4 separate regions of the Homo sapiens genome follow, and regions 1, 2 and 4 are each linked to region 3. A link is a contact called in ENCODE Hi-C or POLR2A ChIA-PET data. All regions are on one chromosome and are shown on one strand. Each heading gives the region's core, a stretch centred on a gene start or an enhancer-like site at or near the end of the contact. The rest is flanking DNA. Distances are from core to core; before and after follow the strand shown. Region 1 holds the start of CLDN12 (claudin 12). Region 2 overlaps CDK14 (cyclin dependent kinase 14). Region 3 holds the start of CDK14 (cyclin dependent kinase 14). Region 4 overlaps CDK14 (cyclin dependent kinase 14).

What was found. A loop is a pair of places that touch in the nucleus more often than their neighbours do. ChIA-PET counts read pairs that join two places held with the same protein, here RNA polymerase II (POLR2A). Pooled maps may share reads with other maps.
Region 1: a map of B cell shows a loop between it and region 3 (11-fold over the local background). The contact joins the promoter of CLDN12 here to the promoter of CDK14 in region 3. A Hi-C loop is called at or near these places in 2 of 168 maps with a recorded cell type or tissue (B cell and ascending aorta), 6 of 37 single-sample maps with no recorded cell type and 14 of 50 pooled maps. POLR2A ChIA-PET finds 5 or more read pairs at or near these places in 2 of 52 experiments (AG04450 and activated T-cell).
Region 2: a loop to region 3 is called in a map of chondrocyte, with 2.2 times the contacts of the local background. The contact joins the enhancer-like site here to the promoter of CDK14 in region 3. A Hi-C loop is called at or near these places in 1 of 168 maps with a recorded cell type or tissue (chondrocyte), 1 of 37 single-sample maps with no recorded cell type and 5 of 50 pooled maps. POLR2A ChIA-PET finds 5 or more read pairs at or near these places in 1 of 52 experiments (MCF 10A).
Region 4: a map of Right ventricle myocardium superior shows a loop between it and region 3 (2.5-fold over the local background). The contact joins the enhancer-like site here to the promoter of CDK14 in region 3. A Hi-C loop is called at or near these places in 5 of 168 maps with a recorded cell type or tissue (Caco-2, Right ventricle myocardium inferior, Right ventricle myocardium superior and 2 more), 7 of 37 single-sample maps with no recorded cell type and 11 of 50 pooled maps. POLR2A ChIA-PET finds 5 or more read pairs at or near these places in 1 of 52 experiments (OCI-LY7).

What each region holds. Positions count from the first base shown.
Region 1 is chr7:90,401,976-90,405,381 of GRCh38, reverse strand. CLDN12 (claudin 12) reads right to left here and starts at 1,921. Exons shown (of 4, transcript NM_001185072.3): 1 at 1,833-1,921. RefSeq lists an enhancer at 1,216-1,741.
Region 2 is chr7:90,814,961-90,818,270 of GRCh38, reverse strand. The region is part of intron 5 of CDK14 (cyclin dependent kinase 14); the gene reads right to left. Among named protein-coding and RNA genes, the nearest start is that of CDK14, 220 kb to the right of the region's middle. Within about 2 kb of position 1,555, at least 5 of the 41 ENCODE cell types and tissues checked have a DNase peak (open chromatin) inside an H3K27ac peak, as active enhancers do.
Region 3 is chr7:90,594,560-90,597,594 of GRCh38, reverse strand. It overlaps CDK14 (cyclin dependent kinase 14), which reads right to left and starts at 1,274. Exons shown (of 15, transcript NM_001287135.2): 1 at 877-1,274. The coding sequence starts at 967. RefSeq lists silencers at 637-686, 747-946, 1,137-1,446, 1,467-1,666.
Region 4 is chr7:90,725,433-90,728,483 of GRCh38, reverse strand. CDK14 (cyclin dependent kinase 14) reads right to left here. Exons shown (of 15, transcript NM_001287135.2): 3 at 1,672-1,917. Among named protein-coding and RNA genes, the nearest start is that of CDK14, 130 kb to the right of the region's middle. Within about 2 kb of position 1,668, at least 3 of the 41 ENCODE cell types and tissues checked have a DNase peak (open chromatin) inside an H3K27ac peak, as active enhancers do; they include OCI-LY7, where a contact is called at or near this core.

The DNA.
Region 1 (3,406 bases), core at 672-3,171, 190 kb after region 3:
GTTTTTTAAAAAGGCAGTTTAGCAGGGGCACAGTGGCTTACACCTGTAATCCCAACACTTTGGGAAGCTGAGGCGGGATGATCACTTGAGCCCGAGTTCAAGACCAGCCTGGCCAACATGGCAAAACCCCATCTCTCCTAAAAATACAAAAATTAGCTGGGCATGGTGGCTCATGCCTATAGTCCCAGCCATGTGGGAGGTTAAGGCACAAGAACCGCTTGAACCTGGGAGGTGGAGGTTACCGTGAGCTGAGATTGCACCACTGCACTCCAGTGTTGGTGACAGAGAGAGATTCTGGCTCAAAAAATAATAATAATAATAATTAGCCAGGTGTGATGGTGCACACGTGTTGTCCCAGTTTCTTGGGAGGCTGACATGGAAGGATCACTTGAGCCCAGGAGTTTGAGGACACAGTGAGTCATGATCATGCCACTGCACTCCAGCCTGGATGACATAGCAATGATCTGTCTCAAATAATAAAAAAAAAAAAATAAAAAGGCTGTTTATTCCTTAATTCATGCATTATATATGAGAAATATATAGAATATAGAAAAATACGTAGAAATAGAAGAAAAAAATTAACTCATCTTGTGACTTGAGAATATAGGAGAAATGAGGATGAAAAACACTTTGCTGTCTTGGGAATATATGATTGATATTTAATGAATGTTTTAGATCATTTTCATGACTACGGTGAAAGGATAAGGAAGGTGGTGAAAGACTGTGCAGTTGTCTTGGAAGTAAAAGAAATTTTCTTTTACATTTTTAAAAAAGGACACTGACAACAAGACCAGACAAAGTTGATCTGAATTCTGCATCCTGAAATTTGCAACCAGAATGCTTAAAAAAAAAATAGTTCCACCAATGGCTCAACCTGATACTTAAAGATGCTTCTATATATCTACTTTAAACATTAGCCACTTCCTCTTCAAATACCATTTATCTCAAACAGGTAGGATGAGAATGGAAACTCATTATTATGTGCGCCTGAGAGTTTCCTGGATTGAGGCGTTCATCACTAGCCCTATTACGATCATTATGTAGAATGCTCTCTGCAACTGGCTGCTCGGAGATTTCAGTCAAGTCCCCCCCAACCCCTCCCCCGCCCCAAATGTGTTTCTTGGGTTGGTATCAATCATAATTGCACACTCCAAAGTCAGAGGAAATCGTTTTACAATTAATAACGCACAATAGAATCCTTGAGCAATCATTTTAAGTGAGGTCACCAAGTCTGACCTTTCCCTAACGTGGCTATGGGCCCCTTACAAGGCCGGGTGCACAGAACTTACAGGAAAGCAAACCAAGCTTCCAGAGCAATCCGCATCCCCCTCCGCCCCCCTCCTCCCCCCTCCGCCTCCTCTCCTCCTCCCTCTTTTCGAAGAGCCCTGTGTGTGGTAGACCCAGACCTGGCAGAAGGAAGAAAACGCCCTACTAGTTAGAGCCAATGGAGAGAGACCGCAACAGTGACTGTTAACGCTCTCAGAGCTAGCCCATCCCTGCAACACTGAGTGGGTTTGAACCGCAAGCAGGTCATCATTACGCAACCAGCATCAGCTGGTTATTCAAAAATAGCAGCTTGGGCTCCCCCACAAACCCGCGCCAGCAAAGCTCCCAGTCCTTGGCGGCTCCGGCAACACACCTCGACATTTCCATACTCCTGTGTACAAAATAATTTTTTAAAGCCTTACCAAATACCTACTCAATTTTCACATCCACAGATGTGGTCAGCGTTTTCCAACGCTCCTGATTCTCCTGGATTTAGCCATTTTACATAAAATCCTCAGTTACTTATGCAAAAGACCCAGAAATCGGAACATCTTGACCACACCTACCTGCTTCTCACACGCAGGGCATTTTACTCGCCCACACTGAGGAGCCTCTTGGAGCGTCTCCCTCTCAGCGTCCCAGGAAGTGCGTTCCCAGCGAGGTACACCGGAGGCTTCTGGGAGCGCAGTCAGGTTTTCCCGTGGCCCTGAACGGCAATGCCCTGGATGGCTGGGACTACAATTCCCAGAATCCACTGGGCCGCCAGCCGCAGGCAACATCCTGCGACCACCTCCTGCCCTTCCCTTTCTCTGCCTCCACCTCCCCGGATTTCTCTTGCACCTTATGTTCCGTCTAGAATTGGGTTATCGGTTAAAGAAAAAAAAAAGGCAAAACGAAACAAAACTAAAAGTAGTTTTGAGTTGGATACCTAAGTACCCAGGTGACTTGAAGGTGACTTGCCCGTAGGAAGGTTAGCAAAAATTCTTAAATCTGGATTTTTTTTCCCCTCAAAGTGTTTATCTAGGCAAAAAGTAGAAAAAGAGCTCAAAGTCTAGAACCAAACAGCCCAGATTTGTATGGGGCTTTGCTGTGTATTGATTGGGTGGCCCTGGGAAAGTTATCTCTACATCTGGAGGTTATCTGGAAAAATGGGGATAAGATCACCCACATCATACTGTTGTCTTGAAAACTGAGGGACCTAATATAGCTAAAGTACAGTATAGCTAGCTATTAGATATTTGAACTAATTTTACTCTCCCACACAATTTCTACTGTCCTGTCCCTTTCTCTGTTGGCTTCTCTCCAATGTGAAGTCCTGCATTAGTGAATGAATATCTGAATTAAACTAAAAGATTCCAAAGTCCTAAATAGCAATGATCTGATTTTTTAAAAAATAAAGGATGCTGAAGTGTTGTGATGCCTACTACTTCGAAATGATCACACATACACACACACATACACACACACAAATGGATATAAAGTGTGGCAAAGTGTATAATTGTTGGATTCATGAAGAATATGTTTGTGGGTGTCTCTTGTACTATTCTTTCAAATTCTCTGTATCTTAGAAATTTTTCAAAATAAAAAGAAGAAAAAGTATCATAGTTTATACAAAAGGATGGCACCCATCCCAAGTAAGTATAACCTTGGCAAGTAAGGTAACCCCTTTGTGCCTCAAGGTCTCATCTGTAACAGTATATCTACATCAGAAAATTGTGATGAGGATTAAATGAATTACTACAGAGACAGTTACAACAGTATCTGACGCATAATAAGGACTATATGTTTGCTATTAGCATTTTCCATTTTGCGTTGCTCTAGTAACAATGAGACTATTTGTCAGAGACTTTTTAAAAAGGGAGGGTAGAGAGGCTACTATCAGTCCACTGCTACCTCCTTCTTATGTGTGATACTGCTTTAGAGGATGGATAAGGTTATCTAAGGCCAGAAGCAATCCGATCCCAAAGCCAGACTGGGAAATGTAATAATGAGGAAGAAAGATAGCATTGGGTGGTGAAAAGATTTCTGGGCTCCAGGCCAGCTCTGGCAATAGCAGATGGATAATAGCAATGTGACAAACGATAATCACTTATTTCCTCTGAACTTCAGTTCTCTCATCTATAAAGCTGAATTGAATCAA
Region 2 (3,310 bases), core at 306-2,805, 220 kb before region 3:
AATATCTGGTTAATCCATTTTTCCAGGACTTAATTGGTTATGTGTGAATCATTGCCAGACAAGTTTTGATTGTTTTCTAACACATTCACAGTTATGCTAGAGAGGACTGTGTGCATTTGACTAAGAAAGGAAATCTGGAGCAGGAGTTGGGGTAACAGTCTGCAGCTCCTGGCCAATCAACTAGCAAATCACTTCAGGGTTAAGTCTTAACTTCTATAATCCTGCCTCCGGGAAGCAGCACTTCCTAGTGTTAAGAGCTGTGCTTTAAGAGTCAGATGGGCTTAGGTGTGAATCTGTCTGGTAATCAATTCTGTGGGCTTACAGTCTGCTGGTTAGAAAGGGTAGATGGTGGGAGATTGGTTCCCTTACCCACCATGAACCATCCGGAATAATCCAAATGTATTAACATAAAACAGGCAGAGGAGAAGAGCTACTCCAGATCCAAATCAACCTTGGAAGTCCCTGAGAGTAGAAATGTTGAACTGCTTCCTAACGGCTTACAATCTTACAATTTAATCAAAGGCATTTAGAAAGTAACAACAGAGACAACCACTTACTAAGAGACTACTATGCATTTAGAACTTTTAAAAAATATTACACAGGTCATTCTAAATAAGCCAGCTCCACCAATCTGCTGTTCATCACAGAAACTGGATCAATTCTTAAAACAAACAAACAAACAAAAATTCCTACAGAAAAACTAATCTCAGTCTCTATCAAGAAAATTTTATAATCCTAAATAATTTTGTTACACCAAGTTAGCATCATTAAAACTGACCCCTGCTGTTGATTCCTGCCCATTCCAGTCTGAAACTTTAGGACAAAAAGGAAAGAGTGTCAAGCTCACAGATAACAGAACCACCGCCAAGTTCTGGCTTATTATTTTCTTTAATTCTATTTCTTGGGTCCTGTTCAGGTTGCTAGGGTTTTTAAAAGTACGATTATCAATTCGATTCTTACGGGTATACTCAAGGACTTGACTGAAATGGCATGTGTCCAAAATATATAAATGACCCATACTAAAATTTCCCTTAATTCTCTACTTCTACACTTTTCCCACAATGTACTATATGGTACATTTTCCCCACATATGCTATTAATTTTCCTTTTATAAAATTAAAATAGGAATTATTTGATAGTCTTTTGAAGAGTTCCACCACATTCCAAAATGTCAGGAGAAAATATAAAATACAGAGAGATCTGAATGACGTGTTTTTTGGCACTTCACACCAAGATCAGATATAATCTGTGGTGAGAGCTGTATTTTAACTAAGTGATTCACTGCCAGATCTCTGACCATCTTCTCTGCAGTGATGACTCATACGACTTTCACTCCTGATCTTGGTAGTTCAAACTACCTACTCGCTCTAGGACTCACTTGTTCTCTTGTAAAATGGTGGGAACAGATTACATCACCACTAATGCTCTTTTCAGCTTTTATATCCTCAGATTCAGTGATTTACTGGGATAAATGGTTATCACCTCAGTTTCAGTACATACCACATGAATTCAGTCACTTTGGCCCTAAAACTGTTGCCACGTCTGACTTCCCTGTTTCTGTACGTAGTCCTATCAACCTCAAACTCACCCTCGCTGAAGATACTCAAATCTTTCTCAGAATTTACTAATATCCCTGAACTGGACACAATCTTCAATATCTTGTTATATCTCCTCTTTCCCAGGATGACATTTTCTTACAGATCCCTGGGTCTCCTGACCAATCATCCCAAATGCCCTGGCCACATTAATGATCCAGTGTCAATAATTAAATTCATGCCAAAGTAACAAAAGGAATAGTAACAAACAACAAGTATAAAGAAAATAAGTCCTAGAAACTGACACCGCACAGAACAATACCCAGATTATCTTTTTAGTAGAATAACAGTGAACATCTGAGCAGCTCGAGTTTTCATTAGAAAACTTTCAGGAGCAACCCACACACCCTACTAGCAAGATATTTAATTCTCTCTATGCCAGCCAAACTGGTGGTGGTGTTGGTTGATGTGGAGTGGAAGTACTAGTCCTACTCCAGCCAGCTGCCCTGGCAGTTATGTCTTTCTCTGTTCATTTATGTTTATAGGAATTTTATCTACGTTTGAAGGCTCAGCCCAAATCCCATGTCTGCCATGACCACATCAGTGATCTCTAACTCTTTTCATTCAGAAACCACTATGGCCCTTTTTTTAAAAAAATTTTAAGTTCTGGGATACATGTATAGAACATGCAGGTTTGTTACATAGGCATACACGTGCCATGGTGGTTTGCTGCACCTATCAACCCATCTTCTAGGTCTTAAGCCCCGCATGCATTAGGTGTTTGTCCTGATTCTCCCCCTCCCCTTACCCCCCATCCCCGGAAAGGCCCCAGTGTGTGAAGTTACCCTCCCTGTGTCCATGTGTTCTCATTGTTCAACTCCCACTTATGAGTGAGAACATGCAGTGTTTGGTTTTCTGTTTCTGTGTTAGTTTGCTGAGAATGATGGCTTCCAGCTTCATCCATGTCCCTGCAAAAGACATGAACTCATTCTTTTTTATGGCTGCATAGTATTCCATGGTATACATGTGCCACATTTTCTTTATCCAGTCTATCGTTGATGGGCATTTGGATTGGTTCCAAGTCTTTGCTATTGTGAATAATGCCACAATAAACATATGTGTGTATGTGTCTTTATAGTAAAATGATTTATAATCCTTTGGGTATATACCCAGTAATGGGACTGCTGGGTCAAATGTTATTTCCGGTTCTAGGTCCTTGAGGAATTGCCATACTGCATTCCACAATGGTTGAACTAATTTACACTCCACCAATAGTGTAAAAGTGTTCCTATTTCTCCACAGCCTCACCAGCATCTGTTGTTCCCTGACTTTTTAATGATTGCCATTCTAACTGGCATGAGATGATATCTCATAGTGGTTTTGATTTACATTTATATAATGACCAGTGATGATGAGCTTTTTTTCATATGTTTGTTGATATGGCCATTTTCATTACTGCTTAAATTATATTGAAACACAAACTGCACTCTGGTTTAGTTCCATTTTGATGGCAATAGGAAAAGAGTTTGGATATTACTAGTCAGTGCTTGGTTCACACCACAACCCTTAGAACATAAAGCCCTAAGTTGGCAATAGTTTATAATTGAACACAATTGACTGTATCATAAAGTACAATGTAGTAAGTGCTAAAAGGTAAGTGTACACAAATAAAACAACAACAACAAAAATGAACAAAAAGTAAAAAGAAGGAAAAAGATTGTTTCTATGAAAGCCAGAAAGATTTCAGGGAAGAGGCAGCACTAACATGACCTTGA
Region 3 (3,035 bases), core at 25-2,524:
ATAGCATTCTCTTGCTCAGGGCAGTTACATGTTATTAGTGAAAGTTGTGACAGTAGGGGAGGCAGCTAACTCTTCAGGTTAAAAGGGGTTTTCTATGCCCAGTACTCAAAATCTAACAAACCCATTCCACGTGATACTGCTGTCACCCTATTACAACCTGTGACATGCATTTATTCGTCACTGTCCTAAACACTGTTGGTCAGTTGGTTTGTTGTTTGGTTTAAAGACAACAGCCCCTGAGCTCTATTAAATGGAACAAGTTCGAGAGACATTCCTAAATGTCCAGACAACTCCACAGCGCGCATTTCTCTCCAGCAGCGGGAAGATTCAGAGACCTCGAGACTGAACACCCAAATCTCGCTTTCCAGGACCCGAAGTACCGAACAATAGGTCCCAAGGTAACTGTCCCACTTCCCTTTAGGTTGGATACGTTAAACAATACCAGGGCACAGTCTAACGTTTCACCAATTTCCAAAGCTAAATTACTGACTAAACGCCCAATATCCAAGCCTGTGCGCAAAAAATAACAAGTGGCCCAAGCAGCCGCGCAGCCCCTTGCGCGGTGGGGGCCGAGGGGTCCCCTCGCCCGTCCCCCACGCGCGCGAAAGGGCGAGCACTAGTGGCGGAGGAGGGGAGAACCCATATTGTAGGCTTGAGAGAATCTACAAATGAACCCCCAGATCCTGAGGAAGAGGGGTCTCTTTCCTTTACGTCCTTGCCCTCCCCCGGGTCCCTAGCACTGTGCCCTCGATCCCCGCCTACAACGCACCCCACGCCAGCCCCGCTGGCAGCTGCATGGCTGGTGCCAGGAACGCGGCGGGGGCGCAGGCCGAGGGGAGCGGGCGCTGGGGGGGCCGGGGGCAGCGCGCTACTCACCAATGCGACTGAAACTCTCCGACAAAGTTCTCCGCAACTTCTTCATCTTGCCGATCTTCTCGGCCGGCTGCGGCTCAATGAGGTCACACATCTGGGCGACGCGGAGCCCCGACAACTTCCCCAAACTGGTCCAGGCACAGCTCAGACAACGGCGAGGGCGCGCGCCGCGGGGAAAGCGGCGCCTCCTCCTCCACCACCTCCTCGGCGGGCCGGGAAGCGACGCGCAGGTCTAGGGAGGCGAGCAGCAGGCAGGCGGAGGACGGCAGGCTCCGCTCCGGCCTGGGCCGCAGCTGGGCGGGCGGGGGCGGTTTACGTGGTGCCGGGGGCGGCCGCGCTCGCCGCCGCCGTGGTGGCCCCGCGCCGCGCCGCCGCCGCCCGGCTCATTTTCCCTCCTTTGTAACGGAGAGAAGCGCGGCCGGCAGGGGGAGTGGTGCGGCCGAAGGAGGAGGCGGGGCGGGCCGGGTACAAGGTGCGGGAGTCGCCTGGCGCCGAGTGCGCGGGGCGAGGGCGAGTGGGCCGGCGGGAGAAGTTCTCAGCCCAGAGTTGCGGGCGCAGCGCAGAAGGAGCCGCGGCGCGGAACCGCCAGCCTGACAGCTCCTGCTGCCCTCCTGCTGCCGCCGCCACGCCCCTCCCTCGACGAAGGCCCCTGGGCGCGGGATCCTAGCACGACCTCGGCTCCCCGCTCGCCTCCCGCGTCCTCCGCGGCCCTCTGTGTCTGGCTCGCGCCCCGGCGGCGCCCCCTCCCGGCCGCGCCCCTCCCGGCCGCCCCCGCGCTCCTCCCCCGCCCCGCCCGCGCGCGGGAGGATCACGAAGGGACCGGGGTGGGAGCGGGCAGCGTCTGGGGACAGCGTGTTGGGCTGTGGGGAGGTTACCGAAAGGAAACGGGCCGAGTCCAGTTGTTTGAGCGGTTTTCTCCTTCCACGAGCGTGTGTGAAAAAGCGCGGAGTTCGGTGGAGGGCAGCTGCCAGGACTGCCTCCTGGACTGGGTGCGGTAAGGCCTTAGGGATGCATTCAGATGTAGGGTGCCTTATTTTGGGCCGAGAAAGCTGTCAAGTGAAAGATCCAAGGGGAAAGGTGGGCCTGGATTTTTTTGTTGTTGTTTGCGGTGGGTTTTTTGTTTGTTTTGAGGTCAAGTGCAGAAGCAGCGGAAGCTTCAACTGTAACCCTCCAGAAGGCAGGGATCATGCTGTTTCCCTCATCCTTGTCTCTGATCTTGGTGACACATGTAGGTGATTTCTGATAGGAATACCCAGTTCTGCAGTAAATAGCAGACACAGCCCTTGGTCTTTTTCTATTAAATTCTTAGAATATATTTCTGAATTGGGAGATTTAAAGGCTAAACAGATTCCGACCTCCTTTTCCCCCACCTCAAAAACAGAACTTTAAAAAGGAGTGGGGGAGGTGTTTATAAAATCCCAGGACAAACAGTTCCAGCAGCGAACACACATCGTCTTCATTCTGAAAAAACCTGGTGCGGCGTGAGTTCCAAACGTCAGTCTCCCAGGGGAGAGAGAAGGAAGGTGGGGGAGGGCTTGATTGTGTTGATCTGAGGCCAGCAAACTCCTTATGAATAGAAACGTTAGTAATCTTGAGTCATTTGGCTGTGTAAGTAATAAGAGCTTGTGAGGGTGTGACAATGCTGTTTGGCTTGTAGGAAATTTTGGGGAGTTTATGTTTTGTTAAAAGATTTTTATCTTAAAAACTAGCCCCCTGCCTTCCTTAAATTGTGAGGTAAAACAGTGATTTGTTCCGCCCTACACTGAGCACATTGTAGGATCTTGATAGATTGCGGATGATAAAAGACAGGAAGTCAAGCTAAGTGGGGAGCAGAGGGGGGCAAGGAATTCGCCAGGAAAGACCATATGAGTTAAAACGCAAAGCTGTTGGATCCTGGCTGCCATGTCTAGATAATTACAGACAGCACCAAGGGTGGCCTCATACCGGAAAAAAGTTTGACTTTTACCACTTCCTCAGGTTAGTTAGGGAGAAAGTTTTCAGCAGTTATGAATGAAAAGACAAATGCAACCAATCAAAACACTAATGGGTTGTACGAGTCAACAAACACGAAGAAATATTAATTTAACGAACTTTCACTATTATACACCTGTGACTGTTATCCACTGTGACAATGGCTGTTTCAAATATATAATATGTTAAAT
Region 4 (3,051 bases), core at 419-2,918, 130 kb before region 3:
TAAATATTAGTATAATTAAAAATCCAATTGAAGGGTTAAAAATTAAAAGTTAAAAAAACCCAGAAGGTAGGAAAAAAAAGATTTAAAATAATAGGGAAAAGAAAAGGTAACTAGAAGATCAATCCAATAATGCCAACATCCAACTAATAAAAATGTTATCGTAAAAGAGAAGATTACAAAAAATTAAATAAACATATAAGAAAATTTTTGAAACTGAAAGAAATTAACTCAAAAATTGAAAACACCCATTGATACCAAGAAAAAGGATGACACCAGGGATGAAAAGAAAGTCCTAGAAAGTTCCACAAACAAAAAAGCAGATAAAGGATGAACTGGGAAACCAGAATAGTCTAGGGATTTCAATACAATCTAGGCACCTAGAAAACAATAAAACAAGGTATTCAAAAGTCTAAGAAAAAATTATTTTCTAAACTAAAATCACATACTTGGCCAGATTATTAATCAAGTAATCAACGACAGATAAAATCATAGTCATATGACAAACCCCCCATCACCCTTTCTCAAGAAGCTACTGCGAGGATGTACTTTAAAACAATGAAATAAACCAAGAACAAGAAAGACATGTAACCCAGAGAATGGGTATTTAACATTAAAAAAGGAGGAAAAAATTCTCAGAAAAGGACGCCTTATGACTATAGGATTAGAGGTTAACCAATCTATATTAAATTAGGACTATGAAGAACTGCCAGGGCAATCTCAGTGGGGGAGAAAAACTGATAGATTATCTGATTTGTTTTGGAGGCATTTTACAGTTTTGTCATATAGTTGCAGGCCTCAAATTGTGTTTAAAATTATCTTAATTTGAATGAAGGAAAAGTAGACAATGACAACTAAGAAAATGAAGAAGTTGTGCAAGGAAGGAAATTTATTCATAGCATACTTGTGGTTTCCCTGACCAAAATTTACATTATCATACAATTGTAAATAATGTATATTAATTTAAGCCAAAAAGTAGGAAAAAATGTATTTGAGAATAGAAATATAACAGAGAATATTCTCTCTTGGTGTGTTCCTTTCTAACTTGTAAATCACTAGTTATATCTAAAGTCTGTTTCCCTCTAACACTTCTTTCTGGACATTCTCTTCTTTCCTTTGGTCCTACTGAATCTACCCTACACAGATTTCTACTCCAGCATTTTCCATTCAGTACAGGGCTTTGTCCTGGAAAAGAACTTCAACTTGTCACTTTACAGAGTCACATGAGAAAGACTGGTGGAGTACCCCCCCAAAAAAAACTGGATTAACGCAAGTGAACAAATTTTGATATTTATTCTGCAATGAAATTCCTTGTGAATTTGCTAATTTCAAAACTATCCTTACTGCCTACACAGTAAAGTTCAATAACCTCTCCAAGGGTTTGAAATACAAAAGACTTTTAATTATAAATTCCTCTAACTAGAAACAATTAAGGGGGAAAAATGATTTTTCCAAAAATAAGTTGAATCATTTCATTCATTTGCTTGCTTAGTGCTTATAAATAAGGAGTCCATATATAGTTTGCTCTCTCTCTTCCAAAACATTCAACCACCCTGGGAGAGAATGCATAATAAGGCACTGATAAAGTTTCCTGCTGTCTTCCAGCACCGCATGCTATCATAAGAAGGCTATTCCTTCTGTTTACCCAGTGATAAACAAAAAGACTGCACTTACCGAGCTGGGGCTGGAGTGCCGCCTAACTTTAGGTGACTCTTTGCCAGTGGAGGAGGTCTTAAAGTTAATGCAAGCATTGTTCTCAGAATGCACCCTCTTTACTTGATTAGCTGGTTTCTCAAATGGGTCAAAAGTGCTCTGTGTCCTCTGAACTCTGACTTTTTTATCCTCAGGAATTGTGTCCAGGGGTTTGATCACTGAGTCCATTCCCTGGCAGTTCCGTGTAGACATCTTTGTGACACATATCTGAGAAAAGAAGAAATTAAATTCAGAACTCTTCACTGCAACTTTAATATCACTAAACATGCCAATATATAACTCTAGAAAGCATGCCAATTTCAGTTTCAGGAAATACCCAAAAAGCCCACATTCTAAAAGCTGCATCAGCATAAATTACAGTACAAAAAAATCCTCACAATCATTGTGTTTACACTTAGATCTCACACTAGAGCTTACACTAAAAAATCTACCTCTAAAATGAGAAACTTAAGGCCCAGGCTGCTAGTAGTACCCTAACATGATTCTTGAACTCTGTCACACGTTTTACCATCTGACTGGAAGTGGTTTATTTCTGAATCATTAAGAGGTTGGGTAACTAGCCTTAATTTAAAAAACAAAAAATAGGCAAATCAGATGGACATTAACTGATGGGTCATCGTGTAAGCAGCTAACCTAGGCTAGAGAAGGAAAGGGCATTATGTTGTTTAAAAGTTTTATGCATGAATATGTATGCTTAAAATCTGTCCCCATCTTGATTTCATCTCCAAATTGGAATGAATGGAGCTAATGGTTAGAGATACTGAAGAACTGAGGACAATGGTGGGGGTTTCCTTTATTTCAAAGCTAATGGATAAAAAGAAATAACATTGTAAAAGAAAAACACCAAAAAGCATTCATTTCAAAATTTGGTTTACATTATTCCACTAGACCTCCACCTCCTTCCCTTCTTCTTCCTTCTTCACCCATTCTCTTCTCACCCAGCCTTCCCCACCCTCTCATTTTATTTCAGTCTCTGTGATTTTTGCTCCTTGCTTTTTACTTTAGTTCTAAGCCTGTCATTCTCCCGATACTCTGGAGACTTTGTTGTCTTTATTCAATAATTTGATGGCCTCTGGCTTGTCTGTAAAGCTAACTAATTTAATTGTTCTCTCTAAAGAAAATATAACTCTAAATAAAATTGTTTTTAGAATGCTTTTCTTCTTATAAAAAGTTCCCACATCCCTATATGCTATCAAAAGCAGAAAAACCGAAGATATTTATGAAAAGCCCACACTGTTAAGGTAAAAATACGAAGTTTTTGAATACACACTTTGGGTCCGTGGTTGGTTGAGTATGTGCATACAGAACCCACAGATACACAGAGCTAATATGTATAGAATG